Linked DNA regions of Homo sapiens: region 2 is linked to region 1. Evidence: read pairs that join two places in POLR2A ChIA-PET (ENCODE). Cell type or tissue: A673. All regions are shown on one strand. Links, peaks and the distances in the headings refer to the core of each region. The heading gives the core; the rest is flanking DNA.

The links. Peaks named below come from ENCODE experiments on the same cell type or tissue, not always from the same donor. Only the 100,000 strongest peaks of a DNase experiment are listed, where the experiment ranks them.
Region 2: POLR2A ChIA-PET joins it to region 1 with 11 read pairs; 6 of 35 experiments call an interaction of 5 or more read pairs at or near these places.

What each region holds. Positions count from the first base shown.
Region 1 is chr19:32,315,031-32,318,589 of GRCh38, reverse strand. It overlaps LOC124904688 (a long non-coding RNA gene), which reads left to right. Exons shown (of 2, transcript XR_007067224.1): 2 at 2,724-3,559. Among named protein-coding and RNA genes, the nearest start is that of ZNF507, 29 kb to the left of the region's middle. In A673, for the core only: no CTCF peak of the experiment used is centred there; no DNase peak of the experiment used is centred there.
Region 2 is chr19:32,390,986-32,394,544 of GRCh38, reverse strand. The region is part of intron 2 of DPY19L3-DT (DPY19L3 divergent transcript); the gene reads left to right. Among named protein-coding and RNA genes, the nearest start is that of DPY19L3-DT, 13 kb to the left of the region's middle. In A673, for the core only: no CTCF peak of the experiment used is centred there; no DNase peak of the experiment used is centred there.

The DNA.
Region 1 (3,559 bases), core at 437-2,936:
CTCCCAGCAAGAGCAGAGGGCACAGAAAGGCTGAAAAATGGATTGAGGATTGAGCACTACCCTGGAATGTTCCAGAATTTTTTTTTTGAGATGGATCCTTGCTCTGTTGCCCAGGCTGGAATGCAGTGGCACAATTTCGGCTCACTGTAGCTTCTACCTCTCGAGTTCAAGCAATTCTCCTGCCTCCACCTCCCGAGTAGCTGACACTACAGACACCTGCCACCATACCCGTCTAATTTTTTGTATTTTTAGTAGAGACAGGGTTTCACCATGTTGGCCAGGCTGGTCTCAAACTCCTGACCTCAAGTGATCCACCTGCCTCGGCCTCCCAAAGTGCTGGGATTACAGGCATGAGCCACCGTGCCTGGCCCAGAAAATATTTTTTTTTTTTTTTTTTTTTTTTTTTTTTTTTTTTTTTTGAGATGGAGTCTCGCTGTCGCCCACGCTGGAGTGCAGTGGCGCAATCTCGGCTCACTGCAGCCTCCGCCCCCTGGGGTTCACGCCATTCTCCTGCCTCAGCCTCCCGAGTAGCTGGGACTACAGGCGCCCGCCACCTCGCCCGGCTAATTTTTTTGTATTTTTAGTAGAGACGGGGTTTCACCGTGTTAGCCAGGATGGTCTCGATCTCCTGACCTCGTGATCCGCCCGCCTTGGCCTCCCAAAGTGCTGGGATTACAGGCGTGAGCCACCGCGCCCGGCCGAAAATATTTTTAAAAGGCCCATTATCTGGGTCATTTTAACTCAATGAATTCAAGTTTTAAGATGGTAACCTGATTGATCGCATTTTCATCATCATCATCACCACCCCCACCATCATCATTTTCTTTTTCTTTTAAGAAAAAAGGGCAGTTCAGTGAGGGATTCTGGCTGCCCATCCAGAACAGTTACTCACCAGGTTAACAGGCTGCAGTGTTTAATGCAAAACAAATCGCCAAGCTGGCACTGAGCGGTGTGAAACCCAATTGGCTAGAAACTGTGTCTCATTAGAGGCCATCCACACAGCAAGCAGATGCACTTGGAAGTCGTCGTGTGATTCCTTTACAGGAATCACAGAAATGATACTTGCTGCTACGCAGCCAATCGAGTCTCACGAATCTGTTTGCAGTTTCTCTTCCTTGATATTTTGCCTCTTCTATAATCTCATCCCTCCCTTGCACATTCAGCTGGCTTTTGCACACTCCCCTCCACAAAACACACTAGAGTTTTCAACAAAGACACTCCATTCTCTATTAAGTTGGCTCCAAGACCCACTGGGTTAAGTTTGAAGTCTGGATCATCAACCAGACAGTTGGGTTAAGGCCTCTCCTGCCCTTTGCAGATGAGAAACACATTTCTGGCAGAGAAAGGGCCTGCCTTTGAGCCTTCACAAAGTGGATGTTGACACTTATGCCAGCATTTGTTTCGAACCTCTGCTTGGAGTTTGTTTTTCTGAAGAAATAGGTTAAAAATCATCATATGCAAAGAAGAGCTCAAGTATTTCTCAGGTTGCAGAGTGGAATGTTGCCACCGCTTACATTTCTAACGAGTTGGCTCCTAAACTCCCGACAAAACAAAAAGAATACTTTGTGTCCCTCCCAAGAATAATGGAAAGGGTTTATCATTCATCCTGACACACTGATAATTCATTTTCACTGGAGTTGCTCAAGCCAAAATCCTCCAGGAGTTAGCCTGAGTTTTTTTGCTTCTCTGCACCCCACTTGAATGTCACATCCTGAGAGGCTTTTCCTAAACACCCAGGGTATAGGAGTGGCGTCTGTGACCCTGCCAATATCTCTCAATCACTCTATTCTGTTGTGTTCTCTTAATAGAATTTACAACTTTCTGAAGTTATCTTTTTTAAAAACTAATTTTTAAAAATTATTTTTTGTAGAGACAGGGTCTTACTATGTTGCCCAGGCTGGTCTCGAACTACTGGTCTCAAGTGATCCTCCTGCCTTGGCCTCCCAAAGTGTTGGGATTACAGGTGTGACCACCATGTCCAACCTGAAGTCATCTTGTTTATGATATGTTTACAACTTAATTGTTGGTCTCCTCTTACTGATTTTTTTTTTTTGAGACAGGGTCTCACTTTGTCACTCAGGCTGGAGTGCAGTGGCTTGATCTTGTTTCACAACAACCTCTACCTCCCAGGCTCAAGTGATCCTCTCACCCCAGCCTCCCGAGTAGCTGGGACTACAGGTGGATGCTATTACATCTGGCAATTTTTTTTTTGTACTTTTGGTAGATACAGGGTTTCTCCATATTGCCCAGGCTGCTCTTAAACTCCTGGACTCAAGAAAGTGCTGGGTTTATAGGCGTGAGCCATGGCGCCTGGCCCCCTACAGGTATTTAAATGTCAGAGGAGTTAGGATCTTGTTGGTTGTTCTCAGTTGTGGGGGATCCAGCACTTAGGACAGCGCTCGGCCCTTTGTACAAAAGTAAGTGAGTGATGAATGAGCTCATTGCAAGTCTCCAAGGCTCACACTTTAAGCCATTGAGTGTTTCTCTATTTGTGGTCTTTTTCTCATGAATAATCCCTTGACTTCTTTGCTGTTCCCGTGAAAGTTTTTGGGTGAGCAGCCCTTCTGGTTTTGCTTTTCATCTTGCTTTGTTTTTAATAGCCTTGGAGTTGTACATCTTGTTGCTCTGTCATAGAAGTCATTCTATACAAAGCTATCTGTAACCGTTTCCCATGTCAGAGGCAGAGCAGTGTCCAATTTTAATAATTTGGTGTTTGTTTGCAGAGCTAATCTGTTCTGGGATGACAATGAATCAGAGGAGAGATTCTGAAAAGGACACCCGAGGATCTCAGCTCCCTACATGGCCCTTGCAAAGTCAGGAGGGGCCTCCTTTGCTGGAAAATTACCTTGCTTGCCCTTTTGAGGGAACTGGGGCTGCCTAGAAACTGTACGGCCTAGTCATTGCAAGGAAACAGGGTCAAAAGGGCAAAATGGATGGGAAACTGGGCACCCCAGAGAGCGTCCATGGAGAAGCGCTGCTAGTGTTCCCCAGTGGGCAGCTATAATAATAGAGGGATAAAGCATTTGTGCATTAGCAGGATATTTTTTCATAACAGAAGTTGCTTTCTTTCTTTTATTTTATTACTATTTTTTGAGTCATGGTCTTGCTCTGTTGACCAGGCTGGAGTACAATGGCGTGATCTTGGCTCACTGCAGCCTCAACCTCTCAGGCTGAAGCGATCCTCCCACCTCAGCCTCCCAGGTAGCTGGGACTACAGGTTCATGCCACCATGCCCGGTGAATTTTTGTATTTTTTTGTAGAGGTGGGGTTTCACCATGTCGCCTGGGCTGGTCTCAGACTTCTGGGCTCAAGCCATCCTCCCTCCTCGGCCTCCCAAAGTGCTGGCACTATGGGTATGAGCCACAGTGTCCAGCCTTCCTTATTTCATAAGAAGAGTGTGTATACAGGCATGGCTGTTGATTCACGTTGCCATTGAAAGACATCTACTGCTCTAGCCAGAGGAATCCCTACTGACTCCAGGAGGTCCACAGTCATCATCCCTGTAGAAGGACAGGTATTGTATCCAAACTAGCCTAGTTCCTCAAACTCCCAAGTTCTG
Region 2 (3,559 bases), core at 414-2,913, 76 kb before region 1:
TGCGCCTGCCTGATCTTAACTATTTATAAATGTCCAGTTCAGTGGTATTACATTCATAATGTTGTGCAACCATCACCAGCATATACCTCCAAAACTCTTCATCTTCTAAGACTGAAACTCTGTGCCCATTAGACCACCATACTGTTTCCACAGTGATTGTACCATTTTACATTCTCACCAATGGTGCACAAGGGTACCAGTGTCTCCACATCTTTACCAACACTTTATTATTTTCTGCTTTTTTATGTTTTGATAGTAGTCACCCTAATGGGTATGAGGTGGTATCTCATTGCAGTTTTGATTTCCATTTCCTTAATGATTAGTGATGTTGAGCATCTTTCCATGTACTTGTTGGCCATCTGTAGATCTTCTTTAGAGAAATGTCTAGTCAAGTCCTTTGCCCGTTTTTGAATTGGGTTTTGTTGTTGAGTTTTAGGAGTTCTGTCCTGTGCTTGTTCTCATAGTCAGTGATCATAACATTTACATAACAGGTGGCAGAACAGAGAAAGAAGGGGAGGTGGAACTCCCCTTAATTTTGAGGGCACACCCAGAAGTTTCTTTCATTTCTTTTGGGGGTAACTTCAGCTGATGTATTCTATTGTTTTATAAAACAAAACAATTTTATATTTGCATTACAATATGTTTAGAGAAAAGATAGCCATCAAATACAGTGAATGTTTCAAGGACAACTGGTATATTTTCTCAGCCAACTTTGAACTCTGTGATCCTAGATTCATTTAATCTCTTTTTTAGAAAAATATTTTTTATTTTTATTTTTAGAGATAGTATCTCACTCTGTTGCCCAGGCTGGAGTGCAGTGGTGCAATTACAGCTCATTGTAGCCTTGACCTTCTGGGCTCAAGCAATCTTCCCACCTCAGCCTCCTGAGTAGTTGGGGGTGTTACCTGGAAGGGCAGAGTCCTCAGCTCTTAGTCTTCCTTGGGAGAAGGAATTTGGCCACGAGGCAGTTTAGCCAAAAAAGAGAGAATTGATTGAAGGAAAATAGAGAGCAGAGAGTTTATTTAGAGAGACAGAATACTCTGAAAGATGAGGCAGAGCCAGCTGTGGAGACAGAATGAGCCAGCAGCCACCCCGAGAATTCTGCGGTGGGTTTTAATGATGTCAGATTTTTTTCTGGAAGTTCCCACCTCTGTCTTAAGTCCCTGCCTTTTTTCTTTGTCTAGTTTCCCTGCTTCTGCCTTAAGTCCCTGCCTTTATCCCTGCCGCATTCCCTCCCAGGCTCACGGGACCCTCTCTTACTACTAGTTGGTGGGTATGTGTGGCCGGTGTTGGGTATGAACTCTACCAAATGGCTGCATTGCTCATTGCCGCCACCCCAGGAGGTTGTATAGAGGTCAGATCTATATTTATTGCACCTGGTATCTCTTAGGAATTTCTGCTTTGCCCTCTTTCCCTCCTTATCAGCACACAGCTAGTGACATTCTGAGAGGTTAACTGAAGAGTGGGTGATTACTAGGAGTCTTAAGGGGTGCTCCTTTCTGCATAGGTATTTACCCTCCTCCTTGCTCACACTGGACTCATTGCCCACCCCCTCCACCATTAGAGATGTTAATAATTAGCAAATTTTGGGTGGTCCTTGGGCATGAGGCTTCCCAGACCTTCCTTTTCTCAGGGGCTCCCCCTCCTGCTCATGTCTAGCTGTTTGCCTACTGTAACAGGACTACAGGCGTGTGTCACCACACCCGGCTAATGTTTGTATTTTTCTGTAGAGATGGGGTTTCACCATGTTGCCCAGGCTGGTCTTGAACTCCTGGCCTCAAGTGATTCTCCCTCCTTGGCCTCCCAAAGTACTGCGATTACAGGCATGAGACACTGTGCCTGGCGTGATATCTTCAGAAGTTTCATGTATCACTACTCATATCCCATGAACCATAACTTGGTCACATGGCTTCATGTAGCTACAAGGAAGCCTGGGAAATACAGCCTACCTGGGCAGCTTTGTGCCCAGCTAAAAATTCTGTGATCATAGAAGAATGGATGTTGAGGAACAACTGGCAGTACCTGCCATTACTCATGTGAAAAGTACATTCTTTTGAAGGTTAAGGTTGATGTGTATGGCGTCAGGCACACCATTAGTCCCTCCCTTCCTTCCTTCCTTCCTCCCTCCCTCTCTCCCTCCCCCTTTCCCTTCCTTCCTTTCCTTCCTCCCTCCCCTTCCTCCCCTTCCTCCTTCCTTCCCTTTCTTCCTTTTCTTTCTTCTCACTCTTCTTTTCCTTTCTTCCTCCCTCCCTCCCTTTCCCTCTCTTTTTTCTTTTTCTTTTCTTTCTTCTTTCTTTTTCCTTCTTTCTTTCCCTTCCCCTCCCCTCCCCTGCCCTCCCCTCCCCTCGTCTGCCTGCCTGCCTGCCTTCCTTTCTTCCTTCCTTCCTTCCTCTCCCTCCCCCTTCTTTCCTCCCTGCCTCCCTTCCTCCCTCCTTCCTTTCCTTTTTTTTTTTCTCTTTCTCTTTCTTTTCTTTCATGTTGCTCTATCAACCAGGGTGGTGTGTAGTGGTGCAATCACAGTTCACTACAGGCTCAAACGATCCTCCCACCTCAGCCTCCCGAGTAACTGGGACTACACCAGGCTAATTTTTTAATTTTTATTTTTGTAGAGATGGGGTTTCACCATGTTGCCCAGGCTGGTATGGAACGCCAGGCCTCAAGCGATCCTCCTGCCTTTGCCTCCCAAAATGCTGGGATTACAGTGAGCCACTGTACTTGGCCTGATGTCTTCTTGAATTTCAAAAACTCTTACGGTATTTAATACAATGTATAGGTGCAGCTGACTTGTCTGTTTACAGTAGATAGGTGTTACTGTTTTAGGGTTTTAATTAGCGATCATGCCCTTTGTATCTCATGTCCATATGTATTCTTGTTAGTTTTGTAAGGTATAACCTAGTTAGGAATATGGCTATGAAGCTCTTGTTCCACTTTATCTTTTTTGTTGAGACAGAATCTCACGCACTCTGTTGCCCAGGTTGGAGTGCAGCGGTGCAATCTCGGCTGACTGCAACCTCTGCCTCCTGAGTTTAAGCAATTCTCCTGCCTCAGCCTCCCGAGTAGCTGGGATTACAGGTGCCCACCACCATGCCTGGCTAATTTTTGTATTTTTAGTAGGGATGGGGTTTCACCATGTTAGCCAGACTGGTCTGAAACTCCTGACCTAAAATGATCCACCCGCCTTGGCCTCCCAAAGTGCTGGGATTACAGGTGTGAGCCACTGCGCCATGCCTTGTTCCACTTTATCTTTCAAGAGTAAGTTTCATCGTGGATTATGGTTAAAGACAAGTGCTGATTTGGTTTTCCTACCTGATCACGAGGCCACTCGATAGAACTAGTAAGCTATGCCTTGGGCCTGCAGGATGGCACCTGACTTGAAGATAGCACCTGACTTGAAGATGGCACCTGACTAGCATTTGGACTGGTTTGCAGGTATACTTTTATTTTTATTTACTTTTTATTTTTTGAGATGGAGTGTCACTCTTGTTGCCCAGGCTGGAGTGTAGTGGCGCAAGCTTGGCTCACTGCAACCTCCGCCTCCCGGGTTCAAATGATTCTCCTG